6 separate regions of the Homo sapiens genome follow, and all the other regions are linked to region 1. Evidence: chromatin loops called from intact Hi-C (ENCODE). Cell type or tissue: PC-3. All regions are shown on one strand.

The links. Peaks named below come from ENCODE experiments on the same cell type or tissue, not always from the same donor. Only the 100,000 strongest peaks of a DNase experiment are listed, where the experiment ranks them.
Region 2: it touches region 1 in a loop (11-fold over the local background); 80 of 110 quality-filtered maps call a loop at or near these places.
Region 3: a loop joins it to region 1, with 3 times the contacts of the local background. A loop is called at or near these places in 3 of 110 quality-filtered maps.
Region 4: it touches region 1 in a loop (2.1-fold over the local background); 2 of 110 quality-filtered maps call a loop at or near these places.
Region 5: a loop joins it to region 1, with 5 times the contacts of the local background. A loop is called at or near these places in 4 of 110 quality-filtered maps.
Region 6: a loop joins it to region 1, with 11 times the contacts of the local background. A loop is called at or near these places in 66 of 110 quality-filtered maps.

Annotation. Positions count from the first base shown.
Region 1 is chr7:16,916,632-16,920,631 of GRCh38, forward strand. No RefSeq gene overlaps it. Among named protein-coding and RNA genes, the nearest start is that of AGR3, 37 kb to the left of the region's middle. In PC-3, a CTCF peak has its summit at 1,858 (motif pointing left); DNase peaks (open chromatin) are centred at 1,020 and 1,850; H3K4me3 peaks cover 1,758 bases; H3K27ac peaks cover 2,547 bases.
Region 2 is chr7:16,693,972-16,697,971 of GRCh38, forward strand. It overlaps BZW2 (basic leucine zipper and W2 domains 2), which reads left to right. Exons shown (of 12, transcript NM_014038.3): 8 at 863-1,033; 9 at 2,944-3,090. Among named protein-coding and RNA genes, the nearest start is that of BZW2, 50 kb to the left of the region's middle. In PC-3, a CTCF peak has its summit at 1,861 (motif pointing right); a DNase peak (open chromatin) is centred at 1,840; H3K27ac peaks cover 641 bases.
Region 3 is chr7:16,755,090-16,759,089 of GRCh38, forward strand. All of the region lies in intron 1 of TSPAN13 (tetraspanin 13), which reads left to right. Among named protein-coding and RNA genes, the nearest start is that of TSPAN13, 3.3 kb to the left of the region's middle. RefSeq lists a silencer at 1,255-1,549. In PC-3, no CTCF peak of the experiment used is centred here; no DNase peak of the experiment used is centred here; H3K4me3 peaks cover 1,602 bases; H3K27ac peaks cover 482 bases.
Region 4 is chr7:17,138,183-17,142,182 of GRCh38, forward strand. All of the region lies in intron 1 of LOC107986772 (a long non-coding RNA gene), which reads left to right. LOC101927609 (a long non-coding RNA gene) reads right to left here. Exons shown (of 12, transcript XR_007060234.1): 10 at 110-183. Among named protein-coding and RNA genes, the nearest start is that of AHR, 160 kb to the right of the region's middle. In PC-3, no CTCF peak of the experiment used is centred here; DNase peaks (open chromatin) are centred at 1,429 and 2,449; H3K4me3 peaks cover 1,258 bases; H3K27ac peaks cover 4,000 bases.
Region 5 is chr7:16,844,983-16,848,982 of GRCh38, forward strand. No RefSeq gene overlaps it. Among named protein-coding and RNA genes, the nearest start is that of AGR3, 35 kb to the right of the region's middle. In PC-3, no CTCF peak of the experiment used is centred here; a DNase peak (open chromatin) is centred at 2,499; H3K4me3 peaks cover 2,069 bases; H3K27ac peaks cover 2,763 bases.
Region 6 is chr7:16,799,666-16,803,665 of GRCh38, forward strand. It overlaps AGR2 (anterior gradient 2, protein disulphide isomerase family member), which reads right to left. Exons shown (of 8, transcript NM_006408.4): 2 at 1,993-2,138; 3 at 1,655-1,718; 4 at 1,486-1,538; 5 at 79-152. The coding sequence starts at 2,131. Among named protein-coding and RNA genes, the nearest start is that of AGR2, 3.3 kb to the right of the region's middle. In PC-3, a CTCF peak has its summit at 1,604 (motif pointing right); a DNase peak (open chromatin) is centred at 1,546; H3K4me3 peaks cover 838 bases; H3K27ac peaks cover 1,736 bases.

The DNA.
Region 1 (4,000 bases):
TTGATTTATATTTTGTACTGAAAGTTTTATTTTTTGAAATTAGTCTGTTGGCAACTTCCAATGTATGTAGAAATGTATGTACCTAAGAATGAGCAGAAAAAGCATGGGACATGCTGTTTATCCTGGGGCAAAGAAAGATTACCCCCACTGGATATATTTTAAAAGGCGACAGGAAGCAAAAAATAAAGTTGTGTTTTGCATACAACATGAGTTGTGCTTAGTCAACACACCATAAATAGTATTAAAGGGAAGAAAACTGATGGGCCGTGGTGCTAGGAGTTGGGCGGGGGGCAGCGCAGTGTGAAGAATGAATAAATTGGAAGCGATGCTTTTGTGTGTTGGGGCCTCTTGGGGTTGCTTTTGTCCTTATGCTCCCTCCCATGTGACCTGTGGGATCTGCCATGCTTAGGAGCTTAGGAAGGCCTCTCTGTCCTGGGGATGCCTGAGAGAGCTTTCTCTCATCTTAGGTCTGTCCTGATTTGCTGTGGAAAAGGTAAAATGACAAGGGCTAATGTTCAGATGTGGCTTCCAGTAAAGGGACTCTGGTTTTTGTATTATGCCAGAGAAACAACATAGTCTAGTCCAGTCCATGACGGTTGATCCTAAGTGCCTGGGAATAAAATCTTATTGAATTTATTAAAACCATCATCATGTGCTTGAAGTGTTCCTTCTCCTCCTGAGGGTGATGGTATCAAATGACTGAATGAGAAAATGGAGCAATGGGTTCTGACCAGTCCTCAATTTATCTTTACTTGTGAGATGGCTAATGACTTTTTTTAGAGAGAAGAAAAAACTCTCATATAGTGTTAAATTTGTTAAAAACAGATAACCTTTATAGATCCTTACGTAGGATGTGTCTATCAGAAAGATTTAGAATACTTAATGCTGTGCTGTACTTCCTTTTTCTTCAACTTTTGCATTATATATCAAACTGTTTACTCAGAATAGTGTCATAACAGCAAACGACTATCTGTTCATGGAAAGGTCAAATTTCAAGTACGCAAATAACCTATTTCTTTCTCCCTTCTTTGCTGCTGAAGTTTAGCTTCCTTTTGTTTCACACAGTAAATGGAGTTGGCATGATTTCTGTGTTGCAGGGTGCCTTTCTGAATATTGTGCAAAGTCTTTGTCCTAGACAGTTTGACTCAATGGAATATCACCTTTCACTCTTAACTTTTCCCATACAGAAATAAGGTCAAACTTGTTTTAAGCTTTGACTGAATTCTGAATACAACTGGTGCTTAGGAGTTAAATGAACTTACCTGTCTAAATGGCTTGAATGAGGGCCACCTGCATGTTCAGTGGTTTCAGGTTATCTACCTTGATATTCATCTAGTAAACCTGTCTTTGAATGTCTTTCCAAAATGCTGGGAATCCTAGGGCACTGTGGCACTATGTGTGATGTGGGGTGACATGGCTGAGGATGTGGGCCTTGGAGGGAGTCAGGTCTCAGTGGATCCTGGTTCTACTCCTTGCAGAGATGTGTGAGTTGGGCAGAGAACATAACTTATCTGTTTTCTCCTTTTTAAAATGAAAATAATACCCTTTAAATTTATCGAGATTAAAGAGAAAGCTGATGTGAGGGTGTAGTAAAGTGCCTACCCATAGAAAATACCCTATCCATGTTAGTTAATAATGAAGGTAATGTTTTAAAAGCTGTTTCCGTGAGTTAATTGAATTAAATTTCTTAGGATTTCAGAACCTTAAACATACCCGACTAATGCCAAGAATAGTAAAATGTATTTCAAGCATGAAGTGGATTCAAAAAGTGAATTATTCCGTATTTCCTATATAATAAGGGGCTTGAAGAAAATGGTCAGGCAGCTTTTAGATTTCAGAGTTATGTTGGCAGCGCCACCTGCTGTTGAAAATAAAAACACTTCTGGAATATTTTGAGAAGCAAGAAATACAATTATGAGTTCTTTTCTACTTTTTTCAGCAAAGGTGGGCCAATCTGTCATTTCTTTAACTGAGAAATTTAATTTTATTGAAGAGCTAGGTGACAAATACCTGTAACATTCTTTTGAAGTATCAGTCACTGTCTTTAAAGAAATGATTCCCTAATGATGTCATCATTAACTTCTTAATCCACTTAGTGACTAACCCTTATTATCAAGGGATTAGTTTCTTTATTTTAAGGTATCTTGATCTCACATTAAAATGTTGAAATAAAAGACTCACATCACTCTAAATGTTGCATAGTTTTTCTCGCTTAGCCCAGAATCAGATTAATCAGGACACGACATTGGTTGGCTTTTTACTCCATTTTACAAAACAATCTATAAGTTTTAGGCCCACATGAAAGAACTTTTGAGTGTGACACTGAGAACACATACAGGTATCTGTGTGTTATATACCCTAGATTGTACCCTTGCTAACAAAGGGATAACTCAAGCCCTAAAGCCACTTGGGGCAAGCGCAGCATTTCGGATATCTAACCATAAGTTGAAATGGTTATATAATAAATTCTCTATCAGTCATGTGGCAAATAAAGGAAGATCTCACATGAAATACATTTCCCATCATCTTTTTTATTGTGGTAAAATTCACATCGTATAAAATTCACCATTTTAACCATTAAAAAATGTACAATTCAGTAGAATTTAGTACATCAACATGTTGTACAACCATCACCACTCTCTAGTTCCAGAACATTTTCATTACCCCAAAAAGAAACCCTGCACCCGTTAAGCATTTACTCCTCATTTCCCCCTCAACCCCTGGCAGCCACGAATCTGCATTATGTCTCGATGAATTTGCCTATTATGGATATTCCATACAAATGGGATCATACATTATGTAGCCTTTTGTGTCTTCTTTCACAAAGAATAATACTTTCTAGGTTCATTAATGTTGTAGCCTGTATTAGTTCTTCCTTTTTATGGGCAAATAATATTCCACTGTGTGTATATACATATATACTAAAATTTGTTTATCTATTCATCCATCTACAGATGCTTTAGTTATCTCCATCTTTTGGCTATTGTAAGTAGTGCCACTGCAAACTTTTGTGTGCAAGTTTTTGTTTGAACACCTGTTATTTAATTTTTGGGGGTGTATATGCAGGAGTGAAATTCCTGAGTCATGTGGTAATTCTATGTTTAACTTACTGAGGAACCATCAAACTTTTCTGTGGTGGCTACCCTATTTTGCATTCCCAGCAGCAATGTATGAGAGTTCCAGTTTTGCTGCATTTTCCTCAAAGCTCTTTTGAGGATAACCATCCTCGTGGGTTTAAAGTGGTCTCTGCATGTAGTTTTGATTTGCATTTCCTCAGTGACCTTGATAATCTTTGGATGAGCTTGTTGGCCATTTGTAGATCTTCTTTGGAGAAATGTTTATTCAAGTTCTTTGCCCCCAATGATTTTTTAAAATAGCATTATAAGGATAAGACTTGAGAGGAGAGAATCGTGGTTAGGCTCTTCAAAGCTGTTAAAAACAGGCCGGGCACGGTGGCTCATGCCTGTAATCCCAGCACTTTGGGAGGCTGAGATGGGAGGATCCCTTGAGGCCAGGAGTTTGAGACCATCCTGTCCAACATGGTGAAACCCCAACTCTATTAAAAATACAACTCTATTAAAAAATTAGCTGGGCGTGGTGGTGGGCGCCTGTAGTCCCAGCTGCTTTGGACACTGAGGCAGAAGAATCGCTTGAACCCGGAAGGTGGAGGTTGCAGTGAGCTGAGATCACGCCATTCCACTCCAGCCTGGGTGACAGAGCACAACTTCTGTCTCAAAAATAAAATAAAATAGAGTTGTAAAAATCAAAACCTACTCTGGTCATCTCAGGTGTGTAGTGATTATTATAAGGCTGCATGGGGAAATATGGAAGCACGAGAACCAATCTTAGCAGTAACGCAGTGGTGTCTCATGAAGAAATGGAACGCACTTTACTATTGTTCAAATGTTCAGCAGTCATTTGAGGGCCCCTGTGCAGGGTTATGGTAGGCACTGGAGCCGTGGAGAAGTGTGGCGGCCTGGTCCCCAGAAATTGGTGTCCC
Region 2 (4,000 bases), 220 kb before region 1:
CATATATATGCAAGTCTAACCAATACAAAAGCTTGGATATATTTTTTAGACCCTGCAGCAGTCTGAAAAATGTGAGAACTTTGAAAATCATCTTAATTTCATAGATGGGAGTTGAACTCACCCAGGATTAGATCATGACTAAGTGTTACTGAGATTCTGCCAAACTGTGTAGGGTAAAATGGAAATGAGGTGAAAATATGAGAGCAGCTATGGTATATTGCTCTTTTTGAAAATTTCCATCAGAATTATGTAATAAACTAGAGTTGGTAGGGTAGGTGTCTTAGACCTTTTCTATTACTTATAACAGAATACCTGAAACTGGGTTATTTATACAGAAAAGGAACTTATTTCTTAACAGTTATGGAGGCTAAGTCCCATGTCAAGGGGCTGCATCTGGTGAGGGCCTTCTTGCTGGTGGGGACTCTGCAGTGTCCCAGGAAGGCTCAGAGTATCACATGGCGAGGGGGCTGAGTGTGCTAGCTCAGGTCTCCCCTCCTCTTTTTTAAAGCCACCAGGTCCCCTCCCAACATAACCCACTAATCCATGAATGGATTAATCCATTCATGAGGGCAGAGCCCTTATAATCCAGTAACTCTTTAAAAGCCTCATCTCTCAGTATTGCCACAGTAGGGTCCAAGTTTATCTCAATTGCTTACCCTTTTTTTCTTTTTCTTTGTGAAACTGCCTGATTTCAGAAGATGTTTAGCTCAGTAAATATACCAGAGATTTGTTGTTTTGTAAAACAGTCTTTATTCTTTTCTTCCAAATGTGAGATATTCTAAGTGAAATGAAGACTTTTGTCCTTTATGCTTGCTGAAATTTGAATGGCTTGTTTTATAGCAGTCTTTTTTCCCTTTTTCAGGAACTCTTTCCAGTTAACAGACAGAGTGTGGATCATTTTGCTAAATACTTCACTGACGCAGGTCTTAAGGAGCTTTCCGACTTCCTCCGAGTCCAGCAGTCCCTGGGCACCAGGAAGGAACTGCAGAAGGAGCTCCAGGAGCGTCTTTCTCAGGAATGCCCGATCAAGGAGGTGGGAGACCACGGGCAGACATCACCTCAATACACATGAATGAGAGGAATTACATGGGCTGTGTAGCAAAGGCTTTCCTTAACAAGTCTGTCCTATGCTTATTGCTGTAAACTTTGTCCACTTATTCCTACCATTTAAATTAACTCAGCTTCAAAGTATTGATTTAGAATCCTCCATTTTTGTTAACACTCTAGGATGGTCCAGAAATTAATAGTGATTTCCACACAACTGACTTATTTTACCAGGCTGCTATGATTTTCAAAATATTTCATCTGTCAAAGAGATTTGACCATCCACTATCAGTATAGCCCATTATATGGTAGTTTTAAAATTTTGTTGCAGGTTATCTAACCTGATTAAGCATTTGTCTAGTGTTTGGAATTAACACTGGATTTTTTGTTCATCACTCTGTATGAATATGTAACAGGCTTTTTATTTGAAAAAAGTTTGAATTCCTGTCATGGGAAAAGACTAGTTGGATCAGTGACTTGTTTAATCCCACTCACACTTGGAAGAGCTGTGTTTCCCTATAATGTAAAAGCTATATTTTTTATAATACGCATATACATAGTTTATATATACATGCTATAGTTCACAAAGCAATGACTATATCTTTTTTTTATTTTTAGTGTATCTGGAGAGAGCTTTCTATTTGAAGTTTTAAAATCTTTCATGCAACAATTTAAAAATTAATATAAAGCGTCCTTTCTTTTTTTCCACGTGCTCTAAAATGCCTGACCCACACCTCCTTCCATGCTCCAAGCCCTGCTTGGCAGCTCACATGGTTGAAGCCTGGAGAATGTAGGACTGATACTATCCAGCAGGTGGAGGTGTTGGAATGACAAATATTCTTAAGTCTCATGGTATTAAGGATAGCAGTATATTTAATCATATTTCTCCAAGCAAGAATTTGTACATTATTTTCCATGGGGAAAAGAAGCAAACATAAAAAGCCTTGTGATGCTTGTAGATGCCAGGATGTCACACTTTTATGTGGCTTCCTCCAGCCAGCACAGGGACTGGGACTGCCCGGCTCCTTCTGCTTTTGAAGGCTGCTCAAGTCACTGCTGGCATTTCTACACTCCAGGCCAGAAGTCAAGAAAGCAATGTGTTTCCAGCAAAAAAGAAAAGGGAGGGAAAAAAAAGGTGTTACTACTACTCACAAAGTAGTATGCTGGAGATATACGATGACTTTCAATCACTTCTGAGGCCCAAACCTCTATTTATTATTTTATTTTAAAAGGAAAAAGCCTTTCAAATAAATTTTAGGCAAGCCTATATTCCATACTCTCAGGGTTGAGTATAAATTTGCATATTTATACATAATTCAAAGGAGAAAATAAGTTGCTGAATACTGCTGAATTGATGTATATGAAATTTAAAAATTGCCTTTGCACTTACAATTTATTTACAAATTAACTTTTCACTGAGATGGGGCATAAGGATCATCAAAAGTAATCATTGAAGAATAAATTGTGGAGAATGGACCTGTACAAACCCAAGATGGTATCCATCAAGAGGTTTTAAAGTTTAGGGATGGGATAAAAGTTCACAACGCTGTTGCCTTCTTTAAATCTCCAAAAAGTCAAACTGGCTCAAGTATCCCTACTCTACTAGACTCAAAGGGGTTTCTCTATGAGGAAACAAAAATCCTCTCTTACTCCACATTATCCAGCAGCTCCTGGCCAGAGCTAAGCCTATTAATTTTGGGACTAAAAATAAATTTGCTTTGAGAACAAATCATTATAGTTTTTCTCCCTCTTCCAGTCTGAGAATGCAGACAAGGAAAGGAGAAGCTAAGCAGATTGTTTCTTAGCTGCCCCAAAACCTTGATTGACTGGGCAGCTAGCGGGGAGATGGGAGCCCTCCATCTGCCTGTTACTTTCTGACCCCATTTCCATGTAATGTAGGTGGTGCTTTATGTCAAAGAAGAAATGAAGAGGAATGATCTTCCAGAAACAGCAGTGATTGGTCTTCTGTGGACATGTATAATGAACGCTGTTGAGTGGAACAAGAAGGAAGAACTTGTTGCAGAGCAGGCTCTGAAGCACCTGAAGGTAACAGCCCTTAGCAAGGAACTGACCCAGCCAAGGGCAAACTGCAGCTTTTTTTGTTTGTTTGTTTGTTTGTTTGAGAGTGCAGTGGCACGATCTGCGCTCACTGCAACTTTGAACTCCTGGGCTCAAGCCACCCTCCCTCCTCAGCCTCCCAGGTAGCTAGGACTACAGGCGCGTGCCACCACGTCTGGCTAATTTCTTCATTTTTTGGTAGAGATGTAGTCTCGCTGTGTTGCCCAGGCTGGTCTTGAACTCCTGCATTCAAGCTATCCTCCTGCCTTGGCCTCCCAAAGTGTTGGATTGCAGGCATGAGCCACCACGCCGGGCCCAAATTTGTCTTAATTGAGAGTATGACAAATGGGTTCCAACTACAATTACCCTAGACTCAGACTAAACATATACTTCCTAATTTTTTTCCAAGTTTGCACCCAGCGTTCATGAGAACATAGCAGTGAGTAAACTGTCCATGTTACTTTGATCAGGGAAGGCCCTTTGGAAGAGATAAGTATTGAATTGAGTAAGTCTCAGAAAAACAATGGCTATGCCTCAGTGTCAGAAAGTCAAGGATATTTCTAAATGAATGCTTTTTATCCCAGCAGCTCATCAAGATTCCTTCCCTGTACCCACTAAGAGACCAAATATGAGAATCTGCCTATATTAAAGATAATTGCTGGCCTGCTATGTCTAAGGGATATTTCGAAAATGAGGTCATATCCTCATAGAATATCCATTGTATTATTGGACTGTGGCTCTGCCATTGAAAAAATGTGAATCTTCTTCCCAGTTCCCTCACAGGTCGACTATACTGCTTTGTTCCTACTGTTCTGTTCCCCTCACCCCATTGGGCACAATATGATGATAAAAGGTGTCAATCCTGAAAGTCAGTCTTTTCTAAGCAACCCTCCAGGTT
Region 3 (4,000 bases), 160 kb before region 1:
CTCCATAGTAGTCTTGCTCCCTTCTATAAATATACCTGGCGCTTTGCAGCACCCACCCTGAAAACAAACCCAGCACCCCTGCATTAGCAGAGAGCTAGGCCATCTGTGCAAGCTTAGATTACCTCCTTGGAATAGAGAGGCTGCCTTGTGGTCACCAACAGGAGAAGGAGGTTGGGTCATTTTACCTTTACTGTTCCTTTGTATGTGAACATGACTGCAAGCTTTGAAGGCAAGACAGAAACAGGCATTGAGTACGCTTTTATGGCTAGTTAGTAAGAATCTGGTCAACATGGTCATTAATAGTAGACTTGGGAAAAAAATTTTAGAACACCTGGTGATACAGTTCCTTGGAGATACATGTCAAGTTTCAGATCAAAATTCATCTGTATCACCCTGAGGTATGCTTATCACCCTGGCTGTTTATTAAGTAAATGCTGACCAGTTCTCTAGGGTTTTTTTTTTTTTTTTTAAATCAGTGTGAGTGGCCTGCTTGGAACTTTAAATTCCTTATTTTGTGACCTGAGTTCTGTTTTTTTTCTGCCAATGATTTAGTCATCTGTTTGCCAGACACTTAGTCTTACAGTGCCTGCTTACACAGAGTGGAATGTCTACTTTGCATACTTACTTCACTGAAGGGTCTATATCAATGTATAATCTTTTTTAAAAAGGCAAGTTATTTTAAAATGAAGTTCCTTGCTTTCTAGACATCATTTTTAGTTGTATTTAGAGTATATCAGGAAAGTGAGGCGAAAGAAAGGTGATTCTAAAGGGACATATTAAGACTATTTAATATCTATTCTAAATTATTGACCTTCAAAGTGTGTGTTCTATTGATTTTAATAGCTATGCAGTAAAACTTAATGAATTGGAAATTCACGGGACAATAAAAATGGCTAGCCCTTTTAAATCATAGACTTTTTAGACAAAGGGACATTTCTTAAAATGAATTAGTGGCTGCTTGCTTCTTTTACATTGTAAATAGGCTTAAATAACTGCAGCAGTTTAAAGTGGAGGCAAGTGACAGGTAAAAGTTGGATCAAGTCTTAGATAGATGCTGAAAATGTGCCATGGCCATTATTTAGCTTCTATTTCTCCCCTGATCTCTTTCTCAACATTTTAAGATGAAAAAAATGTGAGGCAGTTGGGGATGGGATTGAGCATGAAGACTTGGGAGACATTTCTCTATAAGTCATGAATAGAAACATTCTTTGTAGGTTCTAATCCCACCCTGGTCACTGCCTCTAAAATGTGCTCAACGCTACAGGATTACATTTGAGGTCATTTCTAAAAGTGTTGGTTAAACCAGGATTGCATATGGGAACGGCAGATGCCTGAAACATCATCATTGCTGTGTTGAAGCATTTTACTGAGGAACTTAGGACTGTATCAGCTGAACTGTCCACATGCTCTGGTGGCTTGCTGATGAGCCTGAGATTCGTGCCACATTCATGATCAGCTCAGAAAGCATGTCACTAAAAACAAGTTGGAAGTCCCAAACAAGGAAATTTGATCACTAGGCAAAATGTTAACAGTTGATTTTTCTTGTTGTTTATGGCTTGATTATTTTAGTTAATAGGATCGCCAGTACTGGACAAGCTTAAATTAGTGTAGTATGTGTTAACAGTTTGTAAATATAGAAGAAAAGGGGGAAGCTACATTCCTGAATTCACCTTCACAGTATTCTAAGAGAATGACTTGCCTCAGAGCTTCCTGCATTTAAAGAAACTTTCAGTTTCTTCATTCAACAATTATTGAGTGCCTACTGTGTGCCAGGCTCTGTTCTCAGTTTGGAAATACAGCAGCAAACCAAACAGGGCGTAAAAATCAATGTGCTTTTATGAAGGCTCTTTTTTATTTACTACCTTTTATACATATGTTTTCAGGAATTGTATTCAGTCAATAAACTTTTGTCTACTGTGTGCACTCTTTTGAGAACTGTGGGAAATAATAAATACCTATAAAGGCAAATGCATTGTGAAGACAGGATCTAGATGAGAGACATGGAATGGGAAAATTAAATGGCGTATAAGGAATATACTGACTTTAGGTACCATAAAATTTAGGACTGTGGCAGATATTTGTGGGTTAGAGAAGTTGGGGGAATAAAGGAGGTGTGATTGAATCAAGGAAATGTAGAAATAGTGTGTGGGTCTTTTTGATACCATTTAGGATATACATAAAAATGAAAATGATTTGGGAAAATGACTTATTTTTAATAGTTTATAGGAATATTTTAGGCTGAAAAGATTTTGACAAGTAGTGAAAAAAACTTTTGAAAATTATGCTTAGTGATTTGTGGGAAATTTTAGAAAATATGAAATAAAATTTGTATTAAAATACGTAATATTTTGAAGCTTTATAATGTGTCTCCTTGTGCTTCTTAACCAGAGAAGAAAGCTCTATTAAAAACAAACAACCAAAAAAAAGGTAGCTGACTTTGTTAAATAGAACCAAACTGAAAAATATGACCAAACATATATTTACTGGGACTTTTTAAGAGTTGCCCTGCCAGTTTTAAAATCAGGAGGGAAATTTCAGAAGTTGCAGTTTTGTTTCTCCTGTGTGTGTTCATTCTTATAACATCTTTCCATGTTTGTTTCTTTCTCTTTTTCGTGATTCTTTTTCCTTATACTTTTGGTTGTTTTGAGAAAAATTCTCATGCAGCATAAAAATTATACTGAATTACTTCATAAACACCTTAATTTATATTTTTATCACCTCTGAAGTTGGGATGCATTTTATTGTTTCTATTTGTATTTTTGAGATGGAGTTTCACTCTCGTTGCCCAGGCTGGAGTGCAATGGCGCGATCTTGGCTCACTGCAACCTCCGCCTCCTGGGTTCAAGCGATTCTCCTGCCTCAGCCTCCTGAGTAGTTGGGATTACAGGTGCCCGCCACCATGTCCAGCTTATTTTTTGTATTTTTAGTAGAGACGGGGTTTCGCCGTGTTGGCCAGGCTGGTCTTGAACTCCTGACCTCAGGCGATCCACCCGCCTCGGTCTCCCAAAGTGCTGGGATTACAAGCATGAGCACTTTATCTACTATAAAATGCTCCCGGCCTGGGATGCATTTTATAGTAGATAAAGTGTGCCATATCTGTTAGATAAAAAAATACGACCATACAATTTATGGGAAGAAAATTCTGTTTTTAATCTGTTAGATAAAAAACATATGTCCATACAAATTATGGGAAGAAAGATCACTGGATTTATGAAGAAAACTGAAACTTTTCCAACTCTGTTACTAGACAAACAGCTTACTTTGAGTTTCAGTTTCTTCATATATAAATTGGTGATGATATTTTTCAGTCGTCCCCTCATGAAGCTGTGTAAGGATAAAATCAGATAGTATATAAATGCTTTAGATGTATAATAGAAATAAAATTAAGTTGTTACAGCTTCAGGTGGAAAAAGTTGAATTTTGCTGAATTTATAGACTTGGCTTCTTCTTTCCAGCTATTCTTCACAGGTAAAACTTGCATAAAGAAAACTCGTATAAAACAATATTTTGTTACTTTTAGTCTGCAATGATCAAGGTTAAGTGCAGAAGCACAGCTAAATATTTTAAAGCATGAAAGTTGGCATTAGGTTAAAAAGTAGTAATATTAAGTAGGAATTACTTTTATTTATCCACTGTAGAATCGAATATTTCTTGTAATACCCTTTTTTTTTTTTACATAATTGGCCAACCTTTCAAACGTGTCTGTGGGTTTCCTCTACCGTTTCTCTTGAATGAATCTACTTCCTGTAAAATTGTATTATAATTGTAACTGTTTGGGGTTATTTGTGAGTCTAATGTAAGTTTGAGATGTGCCCAAGTTATTTTCTGTTTTTTATTCTAATAATGAATATTAATTGAGCATCAATAGCAGTGAACAAAATCCCAATGGCTTGCCTTCATGGAGTTTATATTTATGGGGGTGGACAGATGATAAATAAGTAAGTAAATTATATATCGTATTAGAAGGTAAACAAGTTTTATGGAGAAAAATAAAGCGGAG
Region 4 (4,000 bases), 220 kb after region 1:
ACATGAATTCCCTGATTCCCAATCCTTTCACAGTTCTCCTTTATATCAAGATTTCATAAGCATTATACATTAAAAAAACAGTGAGAAGTACGTAATAGAGTATACCTACCAATATTTAGTATATTGGAGAAAAGCAGGAATACAAACATCCTATAAATGGCAACATATCTGATCATGAGATGACTGGAATAAATAAAAGCACAATTTATACTTAATTTATACTCACCTGAGATGTAGAACAGTTAATGCTTAGTCTTTGATCGCAGCAGAACATACAGATGATTTCTGCTAACATCAAAGATGAAAAGAGCATTAATTGTTCTACTTTTCAGTTGAACATATTATCAACTACAGCAAGACATGATATTCTTTACTTTAGAACTTTACAGTCTAAAGGGAGAATGACAAATATAAATGTAACTATAAGGTAAAATATGATCACTATCATAAAATAAAGGGTTTGATGACCTCAAAGGAAAGAGAAAGTGTGTCTCCTTGAGGGAACCAGGCTAAGTCTCAAGGAGGAGAGACCATTTGGGTTGGACTGATTAAAAAGTTGACAAGAAGAAGGGAACATGCTGAGCAAAGCTAGAGCGGGGAGGTAATAGTGATAGTTAAGAAACATGAACTAATCCAGCACAGGTTTGGGGTAGGTCAGGAGTAAGCAATAAGTAAAAAATTTGGCTAGATCTATATTTATTGAAGTCCTTAAAAATAGCCACCAAAGACTTTTGATTATTTTAACAAAGCTATCTAAGGCAAATTGGATGAAATATTAACATGATTGGGTTAAGAGGTCATCTCAGTTGTCTCTCTAGGTCTAGATTTCAAACGATAGTGTGCATACTTGTCTCTGGAGCAAATAAAAAAGCCAATGACTGTGACTAGGCCCAACCCTTGATTATGATTCACTTCATAAGCTATGGGGCCCAGAAATCCATATTTTTTATCAGGTGACTCTGTGCACATTAGTTTGAAGTTTGAGTGTCTAAGTGAAAGGAGAAAGCCTGACCTTGAGTGTGTCAGAAGAAATGGCTAATAGGTTATAGGTGAGATCAACCTGGCACTCTGACTGTAAAACCTGAATTTTTATACATGACTCAGTTTCAGTTCTGAGGCTTATTTTACTGAAGCATCAAAAACAATCAACGTTTCTTAAACTATACAGTGCTAATTCTCAGAATTGCTTCCTGAAGGTGACTGTAAAACTGAGCACTACCTTAACATACATGGTTTGTGGTTGGATCTAACAGGTTGGGACTAAATTGAGACTGCTTCTTATCCTCCTAATGTCTTAAAAGCCTGGTTGGGCTGCTAAGAGAGATTACAGGAAAAGAATACAGATGAGTTTGAATTCTCCCAGGGCAGGGATATTAACTAATTTGTCTCTTGTAACAGGGTCAATGTTTGTGGAATGAATAAATGAGTGAGTGAATGAATAAACAGGAAATGTGGTTGACTTTTGATGAAAGTTTATAGGACAGTCGTTCAAACACTATCAGAAAATCTAATGTCACCAATGTCCTATAAAATATTGTTCCAGGAAGGCGCTATGACTTTCTACCACAACTGGAAGCAAATGTAACACAAAAAGCAAAAACCTCCTTATTCTTTGTTGGCCTATATCTCCTATCCCAAAAAATACTTCCTTTTTCCTTGGAAAATTCTGGCAAAGATGTCATGAAGCTCCCCCTTAGAAGAGAGCCTCAAGGCAATACAGTTTGCTACAAGGCAAACTTTATTTGCTCCTAAGAATTGTAGCTGCAATAAACTCTGCATGAACAGTATTTACAAATATTCCATCACTTAGTGGAAAAAAATCTTGGGTGCTGCTAAGAATGTGTCTGGCTGGACAATGTTAAATTTTGGAAAACAACTATTTTCTAGGCTGTTTACTAGAATATAACTATCATCAAAATATATTCATGGAGCATTTTTTTTAAAACAGTGAGAATGCCTGTAGTTCAGTAGCTACTGAAGTAATCTCTCCTGTGAAAAGGAGGAGGCCAGCAATAAAGAACAGCATCTCTACATTTATACCCATACAGTATTATTTCTAATATGTTCGACTTGAATTCTCACTTAGATAAATAGATTCCATATGAACCTAATTAACTGGCGTTTCAGTTTCCAAAATGTTATGTAAAATGTAGTGTTTTAAATTGAAAAAATGCAGATGGGAATCTTGAAGGTGTTTGATTTATAGCTGATGCAACAGTTCCTTTTTCTGTTACAGCAGAATACTAACATTATGCTTAGATGATTTAAAGTAGATGCTGTTTATTTTATTTGACTTTCACTAGGATTATAAAGATGACAGTGCTCTACTACAGAAGAGATTTTCTTATTCTAACAGACAAATGCATTTCTAGCCATTATATCACGGCATACATTTTCACAATGTAAATAGCTATTTAATGGAAATGATGAGGCCACTAATGTAGACAAAGTAGCTATTGTCTGAGAGCCCCTGAGTCATCTTGTGTCACAGAAAATATAGTTATTAGTTTTAATCATAACCCTATGGCATTTTAGAAACCTTAGTATCTAACTTCAATATATAGAGATATATAATTAGGAAAATACTTAGACTTAAATTCCACATTGACTGGCATTATAAACTTTGCTTTCTAGTAATAATTAGATGGCTGATCAGAAACTATGTATTACATGGCCTTCCTTATGAAATGAGGCAGCTTTTAAAATTATGTATCATAGGCCAGCTGCAGTGGCTTATGCCTGTAATCCCAGCACTTTGGGAGGACGAGGCTGGTGGATCACCTGAGGTCAGGAGTTTGAGACCAGCCTCGCCAATAGGATGACACCCTGTCTCTACTAAAAATACAAAAATTAGCTGCGTGTGGTGGCATGCAGCTGTAGTCCCAGCTACTCTGGAGGCTGAAGCAGGAGAATTGCTTGAACCTGGGAGGCAGAGGTTGCAGTGAGCCGAAATTGTGCCATTGCACTCCAGCCTAGGTGACAGAGTGAGACTCCATCTCAAAAAAAAAAAAAAAAATGCATCATATACTATTTTAACAATGGTCAATTATCACAGTCAATTCCATTTAAAAGTAATTTTTGATGCAAAAATATGTCATATCGAACTATTTTCCTAATGGGTTACAATATTGACATTATATTCTTAGGCTCTTGCAAATTATAATTAAAGGTATATTCTATCTGGAAAATGAATGTGTCAGTGATTTCTTTCTTTTTTTTTTTTAGATAACTGTGTTTGCCATATGTTTATCATCTAGGCATATGCTGAACTGTTGTGTATGTTCAATAAATAATAAGAATATGAATGTATTTTAGATTTGCTTAGAAATATAATCAACATAGGCTGGGTGCAGTGGCTCACACCTGTGATCCTAGCACTTTGGGAGGCTGAGGCAGGCAGATCACCTGAGGACAGGAGTTCGAGACCAGCCTGGCCAACACGGTGACACCACGTCTCTACTAAAAATACAAAAATTAGCCAGGTGTGGTGGCATGCATCTTAGTCCCAGCTACTCAGGAGGCTGAGGCAGGAGAACTGCTTGAACCTGGGAGGTGGAGGTTACATTGAGCCGAGATTGTGCCATTGCACTCCAGCCTGGGCGAGAGAATGACAGTCTGTCTCAAAAAAATTATGCATCATATACCATTTTAACAGTGGTCAATTACCACAGTCAATTCCATTTAAAAGAAATTTCTGATGCAAACATATTTCATAAAATTAACCATATGGCATTTTAGAAACCTTAGTATCAATTTTTTTACTGCCTGATGGGTTACAATATTGACATTATATTCTTAGGTTCTTGCAAATTATAATTAAAGGTATATTCTATCTGGAAAATGAATGTGTTAGTGATTTCTTTCTTTCTTTCTTTCTTTCTTTCTTTCTTTCTTTTAGAACCATGTTTGCCATATGTTTATCATCTAGGCATATGTTGAACTATTGTGTATGTTTAATAAATACTTAATAAGAATATGAATGTATTTATTAGATTTGTTT
Region 5 (4,000 bases), 72 kb before region 1:
AATGGTTTTATGCCAGGGAATGGCATTGCCCTTGTGCCATTTTTAAAAAGTTTATTCTAGTTTAAATAATAAAGGTATCTATTGACTCACAAAGGGAAAAACCAGAGCATGGAGAAAGGGTAAGATGTCATTGTAGTAATGTATGTAAGGGAGTAGTGATTAAACCTAGGCTAGTGACATTGCAAATAGAGAAAAACACATATAGAAAAAAATATATTTTGGCACTAGCACCAACAGGACTTGTTAAAGGGTTGTTTTTAGGAAACGAGGAATACAAATAATCATGGATGACCTCCCCAAAACTGTAGGAAGGTTTTGGTTTAAAAAATTAAGATGATGCCATTTACTGAAATGGGAGTAGCTGGTTTGGGCATGGGTGGAAAACAAGGATTTCAGTTCCCGATATGTTAAAGTGTAAAAGAACTGTTTTTCTTTGATGAGGATATGCCAATTATATAGTTTTATATATGAGTGTGTGACTCAGTGGAGAAATCAAGGCTGAAGATATGGTTTGCGAGACATCAACATGTAATTGGGTTTTAAATAAATGAAATGAGATGAAGTAATCCATGGAGAGATTGTAGATAAAGAGTTAAGGAGAGCCTGGGATAGAGCTCATGCACTTCAAAGTTTGGAGGTTGACTAGAAGAGCTTGGGACGAGATTAGGGAAAATTGGCCAGAAAGGCAGTTGGGAAATGGAGGATGGAGAGTTACAGTAACAAAAAGAGGAATTGTTTCAAGAGGGGTATTAACACTGTGGAATCCTGATGAGAGTTTGAGTAGGGAGTGAAAGATATGTATATAATCAAAGAATAATTTAATCATGTTTTATATTTAAGACAGATATGTTCTAATATCTATGCTTTGAAGATAATATTTCATGAATGATGAATCATAATTAAGCAGAATGTCATTTATATGTCCATATATTTCAGAGAAAAATAAATAAATAAATAAATAAATAAATAAATAAATAAAGTAAGCAGAACATTTTACCAAAGTAATGATTCTAATTCAACTAACTCTCAGGCACTATAAGGCTCTATCCAATAAAAAGAATTGAAAATATTCCCATATTTACTTGCAGTTCTCAAAGAACATTAATGGAGATCTATGCCATAGTTCATAGCCTCATTTCTCTTAAGTGTCTTTCCTTTTCTCCTTTAATTCTCTCAAATTTGTAGAAGAGAGAGGGGAGAGGGGAACAATGAATGTGTGTGTATACACGTGTGTGTCTGTTTGTCCCTAATATTTTTCCCACATCTCTTGCAGATACCCATCTCTTTTGTTTCTCTTTTATTCCACCTTCCCCCATGTCTTACCACACTGCCATCTCCCCGTGGTTGCTGAGATTTTTGGTCCTAGTGCCAGCCATTGGAGACCATTCTCGGAGGATTAAAAGACCCAATTATTTCTCTGGACTTTCCTCCTGGAGGGAAATGCAAGAAGTTCCTTGGAAAGTGTGTATTCTTCTTTCACTCTGATTGATGTTTCCTTGTAGAGAAACTCAGAGGAATCAAATTATCTTTCTTCTTAAATCTAATTTGCTAGCTCTGTTGGATGAGAGAGTTTAGGGTTCAAATGGCTTCTCTTTTTGGGGGAATATTCATTTTAAATAAATTTTCCTACTCATTAATTCCAAAAGTCAAAATGCCAAATTTTAGAGGACTTAAAACATTCACTGAATTTGTGAAATAGTTTTTCATTCCAGTGATTGAATCTTGCTTTTCTTTTGTTGCTGCTTTGGAGAAGGTTAATGTGCTTCCCATAATGTCATCACTCTGTTGAAATCCATCTGTCCCATAGCTCGGCAGTGGTGCAGCCCTTTCAAGTTCTGCAGGGAAACAAGATCAAATAAAAATATCCAGCTCTTCGACAAGTATATGAAAAACAAAAAGAAAAAGCCCATAAAGAAGAGACAGAGCAGATACCCTTGCCCTAAAGGTGTAATGTGAAACTAATGTTTTGTTAAACCTGTTGAGCATTACTCAGATTTCTTCATGAGTACATTCACACCTGGGGGAAAAAAATGACCCCTGTCATACTATGGAAAGAAACAACAGAAATTACTAGAGGAAGGAAAGTAGATAGGCTCCATTTTCTGGTTCCAGTTGGAAATTTAACTTGAATCTTTTTGTTAGAGCTAAAATATGCTTATACTGTACATTTTTAAGAGTTCTCTCAATGGGAGAAACATAGCAGTTCCTGAATATAACTCACTATGCTTGTGCCTTCCAAACATTTTCTTTCATTTTTCAGGGCAGGTTTGAAGCAGAAGAAAAAGGAAAGATAGGAGTCGCGGCTTATTCACTCACTTCCTATAATGTTCAAATGCTGAGGTGTCCTAAAACTTCTGATATTCTTTGGAAGCTAAGCTGAAGAATTTTTTTTTATTTATTCTGGTCCAGTGCAAATATTTGTCCATTGAGCAATATACGGCACATTAGAATCATAAATCCACCATCTGCTTAAAATGAGCCAACACCCACCTGTAAGGAGACGGTTACAGGCTGGTATTGTGTTCCTCTAGTGCTTAAGTGAAGGCCACTGACGCTGTGGGGCCCTGCTTTGTTTGAGCTGCCCTGTGCTAAGATTGCCTGATAAAATTCCAAAAGGGTGTGTACGTTTGCTGCAACCCACAAAGATTACTTTCAGGTTCCCTTGGAGAAATCTTTTCACAGTAATGGGGGCAGAAAGAGGCCAAAATGCCATCAGCTTTGGATATGTGGGTGCATTTGTGGATTCTCTGCTCTGATGTTCTAGTGCAAGGAATGAAATGAATGAATAGGTCATTTGGCATTCCGCGGTTATGTCAGCAGGCATGACTGCTGTCACATTAACTGAGCAAGAAAGGGATCTTCATCACCTTACTCCTAGCAAGTACTGAAAGCAGGGTAGAAAAAAAGACACTCTGCTCATAGTAGTTTATCTTTTACTTTTTATTGATTTATTTAATTTATTTTTTGAGATGGACCCTCACTTTGTCTCCCAGGCTGGAGTGCAGTGGCGTGATCTCGGCTCACTGCAACCTCTGCTCCCCCGGTCTCAAGCCATCCTCATGCTAGTTTATCTTTTAAATGACCGTAAGTCCCCATTTTAAACTGACAGACATTCGACTGATACTATACCTTAGAATTCTCCCTGAAATATTTGTTCTTGCCACTCAACAGGAAGCTTATAGAATCTGGAAAATGAATTTGTAGTGGGGGCTTGTTCTCTGAAGTAGCTATTATCGCTTTTAAAAGAAGCCCTCCTGGCTGGGCATGGTGGCTCATGCCTGTAATCCTAGCACTTTGGGAGGCAGGGGCGGGAGGATGACTTGAGCCCAGGAGTTTGAGACCAGCCTGGGCAACATAGCGAGACCCTGTCTTTACAAAAATATAAAAAATTGTCTAGGCATCGGGCTATGCACCTGTGGTCCCAGCTACTAGGGAGGCTGAGGTGGGAGGATGGCTTGAGCCTGAGAGGTCGAGGCTGCAGTGAACTGTGATTGTGCCACTGCACTACAGTCTGGGTGACAGTGAGACCTTGTCTCTAAAAAAAAAAAAAAAAAAAAAGGCTCTTTAGAGGACAAAAGTTTCAGATTCACCATAACACATCAAGCGTTCCCCTGAAGGGCTTGCCTCTGAGTTTATTCTTTGGGAAAACCCTAATACAAAATGAAGGCAAGAAATCCACTAGTTATCGTATTTTAGATTTTGAAAGTTGGTTGTCTAAGACTCCTGGGTGATTTAGACAAATTTCTACATGTTATTTGCCGAATCTAGGTATGAAAGCAAATCAAGCAAAACCTGTTCGTTTGAGGTATAGTGCTTTAGTCTGCAATTTTTTATTATTTTAGATTCAGGGGGTACATGTGCAGATTTGCTACATGGGTAACGTTGCATGATGCAGAGGTTTGGGCTTTTAATGATCCCATCATTCAAGTAGCAAACGTAGTACCCCATAGACAGTTTTTCAATCCTTGCCTCTCTTACCTTTTGGAGTCCTCAGCATCTA
Region 6 (4,000 bases), 120 kb before region 1:
ATGTATAGGAAAAATGAATCATCCATTTCAAGTAATGAGCCATAGAGAAATGTTAGTAATGATGAAAAGGAAACTTACAACCAGATTGAGGAGGACAAACTGCTCTGCCAATTTCTGGATTTCTTTATTTTCAGCAAACACTTTCTTTAAAGCTATAATATAAAGAAAAATCATTAAGCATCCATCTTAGCATTGGTTAAAAGCTTTGTTCAATTTTCAGTTAAATTGCATTTTATTTACTTATTGAATTGCATTTTAAATACAGTATTCTACTTTGGCCTTTTAGCAAATGATTAGTGAAGTAATATCTATGGCATTGACTACCTCTGCTTTCTATTCACTCATTCATCCATTCATTCATCAATTCATTTTTTTCTCCAGCTCATATTTATTGAATGGCTGCCATGTGTTACGCACTGTGTTCTGTACTAGGGATGGTGCAGTGAACAAAAAAAAGCATGTGTTTTTTCACAGAGCTCACATACTTGTGTGGGAGACAAACCATAAACAAAGAAATAAGTAGATGATACTTTCAGGTAGAGATATGTACTTTGAAGAAAAATAAAGCAAAGCAAAGGGTTTAAAAACTGTGAGTGGTCAGGGCAGATCTTCCTGAGGAGCTAACGTTGAAGTGAGGGAGTGGTCCATTTTGGGGTAGGCCACTGTGGGCAGGGGGAACTGCAAAAGCACTAGCTGTGAGGTGGGAATGAGCTCACCTGTGGGAGGAACAGCACGAAGGCCAGGCTGGAGAGAGTGAAGAAAGCAAGAGGAGAGTGGTAGGAAGGGAGAGATAGCCATTGGCCTGATCATGTCAGCCTCATAGGTTGTGATCAGAAATTTGGATTTAGTTCTGTGATAAGAAGCCACTTGAGCACGTGAGTGATGGAATCTGATTTATGTCTACCAGCCTCACTCTGGCTTCTGTGTGGACTGGCTGTAGGGTGGCCAGTTAGGTGACTGTTATGGTAGTCTAGACAAGATCTGATCTGGGCTTGGACCAGGGCAGTAGCATGGAGGCAATAGGAAGTGGTTGGATTTGGGCCCAGTGCAAAATGAAAGGGTAGAGCCCCTTGTTGAAGAATTACTAAGACTTTTAAGACAATGATAGCCAAGTTTAAACCAAGTTTGGGAACCTTCTAAGCTTGGGGCCCTGTGAGATGGCACAGGCTTCATGCCTGTGAAGCTGGTGCTGGTTTAAGGATATATTTTGAAGATAAAGCCAGTATTTGCTGGTGTATTGAATGTGGACTGTAAGAGAAATCAAGAAGTTGAAGATGAATCCTAAAACTAGTTTTTCAAAATATGTACCAATGGTTATCACAAAATGTGGAGATATTTGAAGTCACTTTTAAATATGTTTTTACTATATAAAATATTCTTTCTTTAATGCAACTGTGGTTCTAAAGATACAAACATGAGTGATCTGAACCCTGGCCCTAAGGCTAAAAGCCTATAAAGGAAATCATACTTAGAAGAATAAATTACCTTGACTGTGTGGGCACTCATCCAAGTGATGAATAATCATCAAGGGTTTGTTGCTTTAAAAGACAGAGATTAGACAAATTTTAATGAGTAAGATTTCACATATATCTAGATGTCACTAGGTGGTGCTCTTGAGAGCTTTGAGGGAGCTCTGAGTAATCCTGATCTTTACCTTGTCTTGGATTTATATAGAGCTTCTTCATATGTCTGAGTCCAGATGAGTTGGTCACCCCAACCTAGAATGAAATGAATCAGTATATTTGAAGCTTGTATAAATTCAGACCCAAAGCTGTTGAAAAGCAATGGTAAAGACTGGGATAATAGACCCTATACTAAAGAAGAAGAAAAACCCCTGGAGAAAGTAGAAATAATTATAAACAGTGATAAGTCTAGAAGGAACACAACCAAAAATAACCTGGCACCAGGTTAGAACCAGGTTTAAGCACCAAGAGAGAGGAAATCTTTTCCAATTAAGTAGCAGTTGGAAGCCAACAAGAAGCTGACTCCTACCTCTGGAGAGGGTCTGGGGCAGTTTGGGTCGAGAGTCCTTTGTGTCCTTTTTGGCTCCAGGTTTGACTGTGGTATCTCTGGCCAGAGTGTAGGAGAGGGCCACAAGGAGCAAGAATGCTGACACTGGAATTTTCTCCATGGCAACTCTAGTATGGAAAACCAACCAAAATCAGTAAACAAAATTGAACTAGCAGTCTTCAGGGTCTGCAGGTTGCCCCACAACGGTGGAATATACCAGAAACTGAGGCTCTGCTGAGACTGGACATACGAGATTGGCGTAAATAGCTCTGTTCCATGGGATTTTCCTAAGAATACAGGTGGTCTTTGACTTACAATTGAGTAATGTTCCAATAAACCCATTGTAAACTGAAAATATTGCAAGTCAAAATGCATCCAGAGTAGTCTCTCCTTTCCCAGGGTTTTACTTTCTGCGGTTTCAGCTAACCACGGTCAACCGCGTCCAAAATAAGTGAGCACAGTGCAATAAGATATTTTGAGAGAGAGACCAAATTCACCTAACTTTTATTATAAGATACTGTTGTAATTGTTCTGTTTTATTATTAGCTCTTATTAATCTCTTATTGTGCTTAATTTATAATTTCAACTTTATCATAGATATGTATGCATAGGAAAAAACATAGCATATGTAGTGTTTGGTACTAATGTGCGGTTTCAGGCATCCACTGAGGGTCATGGACCATAACCCCCACAGATAATGGGGGAACTACCGTAATACACCTAACCCACTGAACACCACAGCTGAACCTACCGTAAATGTGCTCAGAACACTCACATTAGCCTAAAGTTGGGAAAAGCCATCCAACACAAAGCCCATTTTATAGTAAAGTGTTAAATATCTCAAGTAATTTTTATGAATACTCTATTGGAAGTAAAAACCAGAATGGTTATATGGATACTTGAAATACAGTTTCTACTGAATGTGTATTGCTTTTGCACCATCATAAAGTCAAAAAATTAAGTCAAACTTCTGTAAGTTGGGACTGTTTGTATATAGTATGGATAGCTGTCTATTGATCCACATAGATAAAGACAAAAAGATATAGATCTCTATAGATATAGAGTTATCTATATAGATATATATATCTATATAGAAATAGATAAATAGAGATATATTTTGAGAAAATAGATATACATACTCTAGTAGCTAAGAAAATTTACATTTACTTTTTTTGGAGACAAGGGCTCACTGTGTTGCCCAGGCTGGAGTACAGTGGCACAATCGTGGCTCACTGCAACCTCCACCTCCTGGGTTCAAGTGATCCTCCCTCCTCAGCCTCCCAAGGAGCTGGGGCTACAGGCACGTGCCAGCATACTTGGCTATGCTTTTGTATTTTTTAGTAGAGATGGAGTTTTGTCATGCTGCCCAGGCTGGTCTCAAACTCCTGACCTCAAGTGATCCTCCTGCCTTGGCCTCCGAAAGTGCTGGGATTACAGGAGTGAGCCACCACGCCTAGCTGATATCTTAGTTAAATTACTTTTTCTTTCTGGTATGCCACAGTTGATTCCCAGGAAAAACTAAAGCCTATGAAAAGGAAAGTACATGGCAAGATAAGTTTTGTGAGTGAGGAGGGAGGGAGGGAGCAAAGTGAGTTGCTCTAGCAAGTCACTAAGGTTGTCCACGGGGCCGTAACATGGAAGGCTGGAGATTTGGGATTCTGATAAAACCAAACACTAAAAGTGCTAAAAAGGAAATATGAAACCCCGGCACCTAACTCTAGTATTGGTGAATGGTTTTGAATGAAGTCAAATAAACTCTGCAAGGAATTACTATTGTTAAGCAGGAAGTTTTTCATAATCTAATATCTTGAGTGGAAACCTTTGCTAAGCATTAGCTGATTTTTTTTTAAGTGTTGCTAAGCTACCAGATCGAAATGATGTTTTGTATTTAACTGACCAATGATTAACTAATCCATAGTATGTAAGCACAAAATGTCTTACTCAGAAAAGATGTAAGCAAAAATCAGGGATATACTTTGTTCATTTTCTA